Linked DNA regions of Homo sapiens: region 1 is linked to region 2. The links are chromatin contacts, found by Hi-C in ENCODE. All regions are on one chromosome and are shown on one strand. Each heading gives the region's core, a stretch centred on a gene start or an enhancer-like site at or near the end of the contact. The rest is flanking DNA. Distances are from core to core; before and after follow the strand shown.

What was found. A loop is a pair of places that touch in the nucleus more often than their neighbours do. Pooled maps may share reads with other maps.
Region 1: a pooled map shows a loop between it and region 2 (3-fold over the local background). The contact joins the enhancer-like site here to the promoter of LINC02126 in region 2. A Hi-C loop is called at or near these places in 1 of 168 maps with a recorded cell type or tissue (IMR-90) and 7 of 50 pooled maps.

The regions. Positions count from the first base shown.
Region 1 is chr16:66,268,994-66,273,626 of GRCh38, reverse strand. No RefSeq gene overlaps it. Among named protein-coding and RNA genes, the nearest start is that of CDH5, 95 kb to the left of the region's middle. Within about 2 kb of position 3,271, at least 11 of the 41 ENCODE cell types and tissues checked have a DNase peak (open chromatin) inside an H3K27ac peak, as active enhancers do.
Region 2 is chr16:65,173,484-65,178,214 of GRCh38, reverse strand. LINC02126 (long intergenic non-protein coding RNA 2126) reads left to right here and starts at 1,642. Exons shown (of 4, transcript NR_110918.1): 1 at 1,642-1,760; 2 at 2,015-2,147; 3 at 2,896-3,049.

The DNA.
Region 1 (4,633 bases), core at 2,022-4,521, 1.1 Mb before region 2:
TTATACTAAGTACTCTAGAAATGGGAGGCACTGCACACTGCTACCTGGAACACATGGGAAGCGCCAGGGTCAGAAGGCAGAAGAGGGAGAGGGGAGAGCAAGGCTCAGAGCCTTTGTTGAGGATTTCTTGGGAAGGTGTGGGCAAGGCAGGGTAGGTAGACTGAGTTAGCTTAGGATGGATAGTGTGAATCACTGTGGAGGGCTCTGGGCTTTCAAGGTCATTCCTAGTTGTCTGGTTCTTGGCCCTGTAGTGATTTAGGGCAGAGAGAATATTGACTTGGCAGTTGGACGGTTGGGGGTGTGGGCTCTGGAACGATTGCTTTGTACATCAAAGGTGCAGTCACAGGGGAGTCCTTTGCTGTCTCTAGGAATTAGCTAGCTCTGGGAGGGGCAGTCTCTCCAGGATCAAGGCCCCAAATGCCGGAGCATCAGGAATACAGAAAATAAGAAAATGCAGTCAATACAGGGCATGAATCTTGTCCGGGGAAGCTCTCAGCCAATGAGGGCTGGGAGCTGGTGGATGAATGCTCCAGGCTCTTGGCCTTTAGGGGACTGATTCTGGGGACTTCATGCTGCTTGTCAGGAGGTCCCAGCTGCACTGAGCCTCTGTTGCCCAAAGCATTGATGACCGCAACACAACTTTTAATGATCTTACTCCTCCCTATGCCATTTTCCCTCAATCCTTCACTCTTGCTGTCTGGGAACCTCTCCCAAATAAACAACCTGCACTCCAGTCTTATCTCAGGCTGTGCCTTCTGGGAACCCCACATAAGCCACCTGACCCCTGCTGCCTTAGAGCTTTACACTAGGCTCGGGAAAAGCTTCCTGGAGAAGAAACCATTTTTCTTGCTGCTGAAGAAAGACTCATTGTGTCATGGGTGAAAGGGGTAGGGGGAGAGCAGTCGAGGCAGAGCGAGCCACACATGCAAAGGGCCTGAGGCTGGTGGGAGGAGCATGGCCTGTTCCAGGAAGGTGTCAGGGGCTCCCCAGACCCCCGTCCCCACAGATCCAAGTTCCCAGCATGCCTTGCACCAAGGTCCAGCCATTTACAAAGAAAGAGCGAGTCCATCTGAGTGTTGACACATTCAGCGGCTCAGGTAATGTGTTTATTTTTATTTTTATTTTTGAGACAGAGTCTTGCTTTATCACCCAGGCTGGAATGCAGTAGCACCATGTTGGCTCACTGCAACCTCCGCCTCCCGGGTTGAAGCAATTCTCATGCCTAAGCCTCCCAGAAAGCTGGGACTACAGGCATGCACCACCACGTCCGGCTAATTTTTGTATTTTTAGTAGAGATGAGGTTTTGCCGTGTTGGCCAGGCTGGTCTCGAACTCCTGGCCTCAAGCAACCTGCCTGTCATGGATTGGACATGTGAGTCACCAAGCCTGGCCTCAGGTAATGTGTTTTAATAAGCAGCTGTTTGGTGTCCTTCTCCAGGGTAGTGGTAATGGCAGGGAACAATGAGACTGATGGGGTGTGTGTGAATGGCACCCTTCTTGCCTTTCTCCATCCCAAGGTTTTATCAAGATTCATCCCTCTCTTGGTCCTGGGGTTGCAGGGCCTGACCGGCACAGAGGAATCTCTGTGTAGTTTCCAACACCACTCATTCACAAAGGGGAAACTGAATCCCGTGTTAATCTTTCCACTTCAAAGATGATTCCAGGTGAATGTGGGAGCCCAGTCTCAGAGACGCCCCTCTCCTTCTGGCTCTGGTTCCCCTCCCTCCCCTGTAGCCTGCCCACTGAACTGGGCCTCTGGGCTCAGCTCTGCAGTCTGCAGGCCACCGGGAGGAGGTGCGCAGAGATCTGGACGGGTTTACAACAGCTTGACTGGAAAACTTGGGGATTTCAGATCTCAGCTAAGAGGAAGTCTCTGGAATGCACAGACCCTAGCCCCCTTGTCTTTGGGGCCAGGCACAAAAATCAGGAGTTCAGTGAAGTTTCTGTCCTTGCATTTCTTCCAAGGGTGGGGCTCGAGAGAAGGGAGGGCCAGAGCTGAATCTGAAGCCACAGTGAGTCACTGTGCCACGGGCATCTTCTGAGGCTTGGAGAAGTCACCTAGACAGGCATAAGCTCCATGATGCATTCTTCTCCAAAACCTGCTTACCTCTACCCTGGTGGACCCATCCCCAGGCCAGCAGAGATAGAGAGGCCTGGGTGCATGGGATGGGGTGGGGCGGGCAGAACTCCTCTCCCTCCATTCAGCTGCCCAAACCTTGGCCTGGGCAGCTCCCTGTGTGTGAGCCCAGTCTGGGGCTCCCCGCCTCACTGCCTCATCCTGATGCCAGGCTCTGGAAAGGAGCTGGGAGACTTCTAATAAGGCTTCCTAGACCCCTCACACAAAATGGAGGCAGACGCGCTCCAGCACTGCCTTGTCTTAGAAGTAAATTTTCTCTTTCTGCCCCCTCTCATTCCTTTTCTCCCCTTTTCTCTTTTGCAATCAAGGCTGCCTGGGTTAAAATCCTAGCTTCCCCTCTACCTGTGTGGTTTTGGGTGAGTTCCTTAATCTCTCTCTGTGTCTCAGTTACCTCGCCCAGGAGGGGATAATAATCGGTCTGAGGTGAGGACTAACGCCTGAGAAGTGCTTAGATCCAGGGAAGCCAGGATGGGAAGGTGTGAGCTGTTACTAGGGTGGGCAGTGCAGACGGCAGGGGCTGTCCTTTTGGAATCCTAAATTTCACACAGAAAAAGGACATGGCTTCCGCTGCCTGAGTTTGAACTAAAGTCCGATGAGGAGAGGGGTCACACTGGAATTGCTAATTACACATTTAGGGGAAGATAAGTGTCTATCCTCTTTAGGCGGTGGGGTGACAGCAGCGGGCACCCTGCTGTCCGCTTTTAAATACATACAGATGGGATACCTCGTTTGCCCAGGCCAGACGCCAGGTGGCAGCCATTTCGGAGCGCTAGGGACGGGGCGGGCTGTCTGGGAACCCGGGGGCCACGCAGCGGGCAGGCAACCTTCTGCTCCAGGAAGGCGTGGAGACGCGGCCGCTGCGTGCAGGACTCCCGTAGCCGCCAGGGGGCGCTGTGGCCACGCGGCCGCCGCCGGCCTCCCAGCGAACCCGGACCCTGCGCTGCGCTCCCGGTTCGGCGCTGCCACCCCCAGCCCAGCCCTGGCGGCCCGCTCACAGGCCCCGCGGGGAGCACCCGGTCTCCTGCCGAGCGTGGGGACCCAGCTGAGATCCGCTGCCCCTCTGGCCTCAGTTTGCGCTTCTGCAAAGTGGCACCGCCTGCCGCCCGCGTGGCAGCTCCTCAGCTCGAGGCCTTCAGGTTTCTCTTCTCAGTCACTGGGCCCTGAACTCGGTGCCGCACTCAGCCAGATCCCGGCTGAGATCCCTCTGATCTCAGCACCAGAGAAGGCTGCTTTCCTCCCTCCCTCCTTCATTTTCTCCCCTTCCTCTCCCTCCATTTTTCCTTTCTTCCACCCTCTCCTTTCTCTCTTCGTTTCCCTCTCCTCTGCTTCTCCCTCCCTCCCTCCCGTCCTCCCTTCCTTCTTTTCTTCCTTTCTCCCTCCCTCCCTCCTTCCTGGGGCCTTACCTCCCCCCTCCCTCTCTCTCTCCCTCCCCTCCCTCCTCGTCTCTCTTCTTCCCTCCCTCCCTCCTTCCTGCTTTCCGTTCTTCCTGGGGCTCTCCCTCCCCCTGCTTCCCTGTCTCCCTCCCTTCCTCTTCTCTCCCTCCCTCCCTGTCTCCCCTCCCTCCCTCTCTCTAACTGCTGGTTCAGCAGAGGACTCTTGGTTTGATTCCGGGTCTCCCCTCCGCAGAGGGGACCTGCTTTCCTGTGCAGTGCAGGGTCTATCCTGCTGCCCCCAGCCCCCTCCCTCCCTCCCTCCCTCCCTCCAGGCATCTTTGACTTGATTGTTGGAACCCTGAACTCACCTTGGGCCGCAGGCCGCAAGTTGGACAAACTTGTTCTAGTGTGCTGTCAACAATGAGAGGGTCATTTCCAACTGGAGGGTGACAGATCACACAGAAATTCGGGCCTCCCCGTAACCCGAGTCCTGAGCAGGGAGTACCCTCTGGAAATACCAGCTAACACCATGTCTCCATGAAACTGACCAAGGAGTGAAAATCATTTCTTTCTGAAAGGGACGCTACACATTCATCCTTTTAAAGGCAGGGATAAAATATGGAAAGGGTCTAAAAGTGCTGCATCTCTCTGCCTCCTTGACCCCAGCCTCCCAGTTCCTCTTCCTGCAGGCAGCAATTGGTACAAGCTTCCTACATAGCTTTCCAGATACTCTGTGCAGAGAAAAACGTGTCAGGCCATATGTCTCCTTTAGAAAATATAGCACCGTAGACAGGCTGCTCTATACCTTGCTTTTGACTTAAAATATATTTTAAAAATGTATCTTAGAGACTGTTCAATATCACAATATGAGGTTGATCTATCTCTAGCTGAGTGGTGAAGAGGATGTCTCTGGGAGCACTACCTGAGCTTGAACTTGGGTCCTTCTCTTCCTGGCTGGTGACCCTGAGCAAATTACCTAACCCTTCTGTGCTTCTGTTTCCTCATTAAAAATATTAATACTATGTATTTCTTGAGGTCATTGTGAGCATTCAAGGACATAAACATTCTGCACAGGGCCTGGCACATGGCACATGCTCAATAAATGTTGGTTATTAGGATCCCAC
Region 2 (4,731 bases), core at 393-2,892:
CCTGTGTATCAAAGCTCAACTTACCCTTTCTTTTGTGGTACGGGGATTTTTATTTCCATGATAATGCTGAGCCTGAACAATTGTTCCCAAGTTAGGATGGGTAAGACTGAAGGTGATTTTATCCTATGGTTTTAATCTTTGGATCACACCTGTCTTTTCAAGGTGAAGCACAGAAATATATTCTAGGGAGCTGTTGATGAAATCACTGAGGCTGGAGCTGGCTAATTTTTAAGTAAATTGTAATAACTATTGGCAATTATTCTGATAATCTCTCTTTGAAAACAAAAGCTCTGGGCAGCATGACAAGTATCTTGGAGTACCATCCTACTGACAACAACATAATTATTATTATAGCTGTTATTATTCCCCAGAAGTTTATTTGCAAACTTTAAATGGCAGGTAGTTTTAATCTGGTTTGCTGCCAGATACCGGGTGTCCCTCCCTCTGTCTTGGTTAACAATGCCTATAAACATCACCTGGAAATAAGTCTGCCTTGCTTGGACCATTTCTGTGATACAAAGTGGTAAAAGATGATGAAACATCAGGGGATTTAACTATATCAACATGATTGGCATTGCTGCTGGTGCTATTATTACCATGAATATAGGGTCTTATATGGGAAAGACACTATAAGCTCATCGCATTAAGACAAGACTTCTTGTCTTCCCAAGGAAACAGCAAGGCAAACCATTTCAGAGATTATGACATTAAGGACCTGAGAGGTCATGTGATTTGATGAAGGTCATCAGTAAGTGGTGGAACCATGATTTTTTTTTTTTTTTTTTTTTTTTTTTTGAGACAGGATCTTGCTCTGTCACTCAGGCTGGAGTGGAGTGGCATGATCACATCTCACTGCAACCTCTAACAGCTGATCTCAAGTCAGCCCCCTCCTCAGCCTCCTGAGAAGCTAGGACTACAGGCATGTACCAGCACACTTGGCTAAGATTTTTATTTTGTGTAGAGATGGGGGTCTCAATATGTTGCCCAGGCTGGTGGAACCATGATTCTGATGTGCACTTTCCTGACCCAGAACCCCAACACATTATCCAACTCAGGCTTCCATGGAGTAACCACAAACTTGCTCTTGGTGTCATCCCACCTTTGAAAGGAATTCAATCGACTCTGAAATGCTGAGGGCATTCAGCATCTGACAAATCCGAGTGTTAAGGAAAGGTACCTCTAATTCCTGGTTTGGAGCCACCATGAAGCTGTGGGGACCTATGAATCGGCGTCTTCTCTTCTTCCTAACCACAACTATGCATATTGGAAGCTCCAATACCTCCACACTGTGCTGCCTCAGCACACAGCTGTGGGATGTCTTCCAGAGAAGACGTTTATTTTCACTGACCCATCCTCTCCCACGCTTTAGTTTTATTTTTTTTTAAATGGGTCAAAGTGTGAACAATCATCATCCACATGAAATCTTCCAGCTGCTTCTGGAGCTGTTTGGAGACCAACGTCTGAAAGCCAACTCTTCAATCATTTCTCAGAGGGAAGAGCCCTGGGGACAAGGCCAGGGCTAAGAGGGACGAGAGAGCCAGGAAAGTCCAGGCCAAGGGTGCCTCTTGAACCTTGTGGCTGAGGGGAGCAGGCTGTTGGGATGATCAGCAGACATGGAAAGTCCTTCCAGCTCTACCCCTGTGTATTTCCCAGCGAATGCTCTCGGATTTTAGGACTTACCTCCTAAAATTTTCACTTGGTCTAAAGCAAAAGGCCCCAGGCTTTCTGTCAGGAGCTGCAACTTTTCATCTGATGAGGAGGTAATGAGATTTGCTGAATTCTGGCTATGGGGTTCTGTGTTAAATACTTTTTTTAATCTTTTTTTTTTTTGAGACAAACTTCACATAACATAAAATTCACCATTTTAATTATTTTGAAGAGTACAATTTGGTGGTTTCCAGACCACAATGTGCAACCATCATCACTATCCATGTTCAGAATATTTCCAGCACATCATCTCACAGAATCCCATCAACACTACTATGAGGTAAGAATTCTTGTTTGCATTTTACAGATGAAGAGATGGCACATCAGAGAAAAGTGACAAAGGTGGCAAAGGTGTGGAGTGGTGCGACTGGCATTTCCATTCCAGAGTGCATCACTTCAAACCTTACATTCCTGAGGCTGTTCGTCGAAGGCTTCTCACAGTAAGCTTTCTTGATATGTGGAGGGGCTTAGGTGCAACAAGAGGCTGTGCTTTACTTCTCCGAAGGAACACAGAAAAGCAGATGGGGGAGAAACAGTTGGTGGCATCAAGCTTTTAAACCTACCAAGAAAAAATGAGAAAGCTACCAGGAGATTGCAATCTGTAAATTAGGAAGCGTTGTGTTGGGGGGGTGGGTGGTAGCAGGTGGAGGTTTATGACTTTGATGCAAATGGAGCAGTGGGTATAAATAAAAAAACAAACAAAAAAAGAGTGTGAGTTTCCACCAGAAAGCCTACATGTACGTCCATATGTGGATCAGTATCTCACCAGTCCTATTTCAGGCATTTCTCTGCAGAACTCTTGTCATTTCTCTGACGGATGAAGGTATACTATGCTCTTAGCCAGTTATCAGCAGGTGAGCTAAGCAGCTCGTGTAATGCAGGGCCAGGGTTAGTATAGGTGGGAGCTGTTAGTGAGGAAGAATGGGTACAAGAGTGAGGAGAGTCATTCTGGACAGGTGATCACACAGCGTTAGAGGACATGAACTCAGGTGGTAAAGGCAGGCAGCAGGTTCCTTTGGGCAAAACCCAAAGATGGAGAGTTGTGATCTCTTGCATTAGAGATGGATTCAGGCAGAATACTGGAAGGGAAGCGAGACTGGGACCCCTGAGGCCACACCTACAGCTTTTATTCTTGGAGCAGCAAGCAGCAGGCTTTCCTAATTCATTTTTTTTCTCTCTCTCTTGCAGTCTAAACTGCAGTTCATTTATTGCAGAGCCCTGTTCACATGGGTTCTCAGAGACATTTTCATTCTCGCTTCTCACCACGCTGGAGATGAGAACTAGATGTGGTTTTCTAGATACAGTCTACATTTCCCTTTGAATCTGGAAGTCCGGCTTCAAGGTCAAGTATAGCTTCTTTCTTCTCATTGTTGGTCAGTGAGTTCCCTGGGATTCTCTTCCTTTCAGTTTATGTTGGTCTGAGTGTTTGGAGTTTGCAGCTGAGCCCCTCCACCTGAACCCTCAAGCCTCCCCTGTCAGTTTCCTCAGTGACGCACTTCAATTACACATACCCCCTTTGAATCCCTCACTTTCTAAAACTGCTGAAGTCTCTTCATAAAACAAAATATTTTAAAACATTTCCTTGAAGAATCAACAGAATACAAAGTTGATTCTCCCCCAAATTAATCTGTAGGTTTAATACAATTCCTATTAAAATCTCAGCAAGGTTTTTTGTAGACATAGACAAGCTTATTCTAAAATCCATATGGAAAGGCAAAAGACATAGAACAGATAAAGCAACTGTGAAAAAAAAAAGGGTAAAGGAGTCATCCTGTCTGGTGTTAAGGCTATTCTATGGCAATAATAATCAAGGCAGACTGGTATTGGCAGAGAGAAGGGCACAGGCCAGTAGCACAGAATGGGGAACCCAGATATAAACCTATACAAATACACCCAACTGATTTTTGACAAAAGCACAAAAGGGTAGCCTTGCCTAAAAATGGTCCAAATGGGCCAGGTGCGGTGGCTCACACCTGTAATCCCAGCACTTTGGGAGCCCGAGGCGGGTGGATCACCTGAGGTCAGGAGTTCGAGACCAGCCTGACCAATATGGTGAAACCCCGTCTCAAAAAACGAGCAAACAAACAAAAATAGCCAGGTGTGGTGGTGAGCACCTGTAATCCCAGCAACTCGGGAGGCTGAGACAGAGGAATCACTTAAACCTGGGAGGCAGAGGTTGCTGTGAGCTGAGATCATGCCACTGCACTCCAGTCTGGGTGACAGAGCGAGTTTCCGTCTGAAAAAGAAAAAAAACAAAAGAGTCCAAATGTAGCATTTGGACATCCACAGGCAAAACAATAACAACATCAACTAAATCTGGACTTTAAACTCACAACTTGTGCAATTATCAATTTAAAATAGATCACAAACTTAAATAAAATATGTAAACCTATAAAACTTTTGGAAAAAAAGGAAAAACAAGATAAAATCATTAAAATCTGGAGTTAGACAAAAATGTTTTAGACTTGATACTAAAGGCAAAAGCCATAAAAGAAAAATAGGATAAATTGGCTGTTGTCAAAATTTTAAAAATTTGCTCTTTGAAATACCCTATCAAGAGGATGAAAAAACAAGCTACACACTCTGAGAAAGTATTGGCGAACCGTGTATCTGGAAAAGGATTAGTATCTAGAATATATAAAAATCTCTTGAAACTCAAGAGAACAAAAAACTAATAAAACGTTCAAATTAGAAAATGGACAAAATACATTTAGAGCCATTTCACCAAAGATATAAGCAAATAATGGCAGATAAGCACACGAAAAGATGTTCCTCACTAGCTGTTATAGAAACTCAAATTAAAACCATGATGAGATATCATTACATACCTATTAGAATGGCAATAATAAAAATAGAGAAAACACCAAATGCTGAAAATCTGGAGGAGCAACTGAATCACTCATCCATTGTTAGTGGGCATGTGAGATGGTACCACCACTCTGGGTAACAGTTTGGCAGTTTCCCATAAAACTAGATATACAACTACTTTATAACTCAGGAGTCACAGATGGCATTTATCCTAGA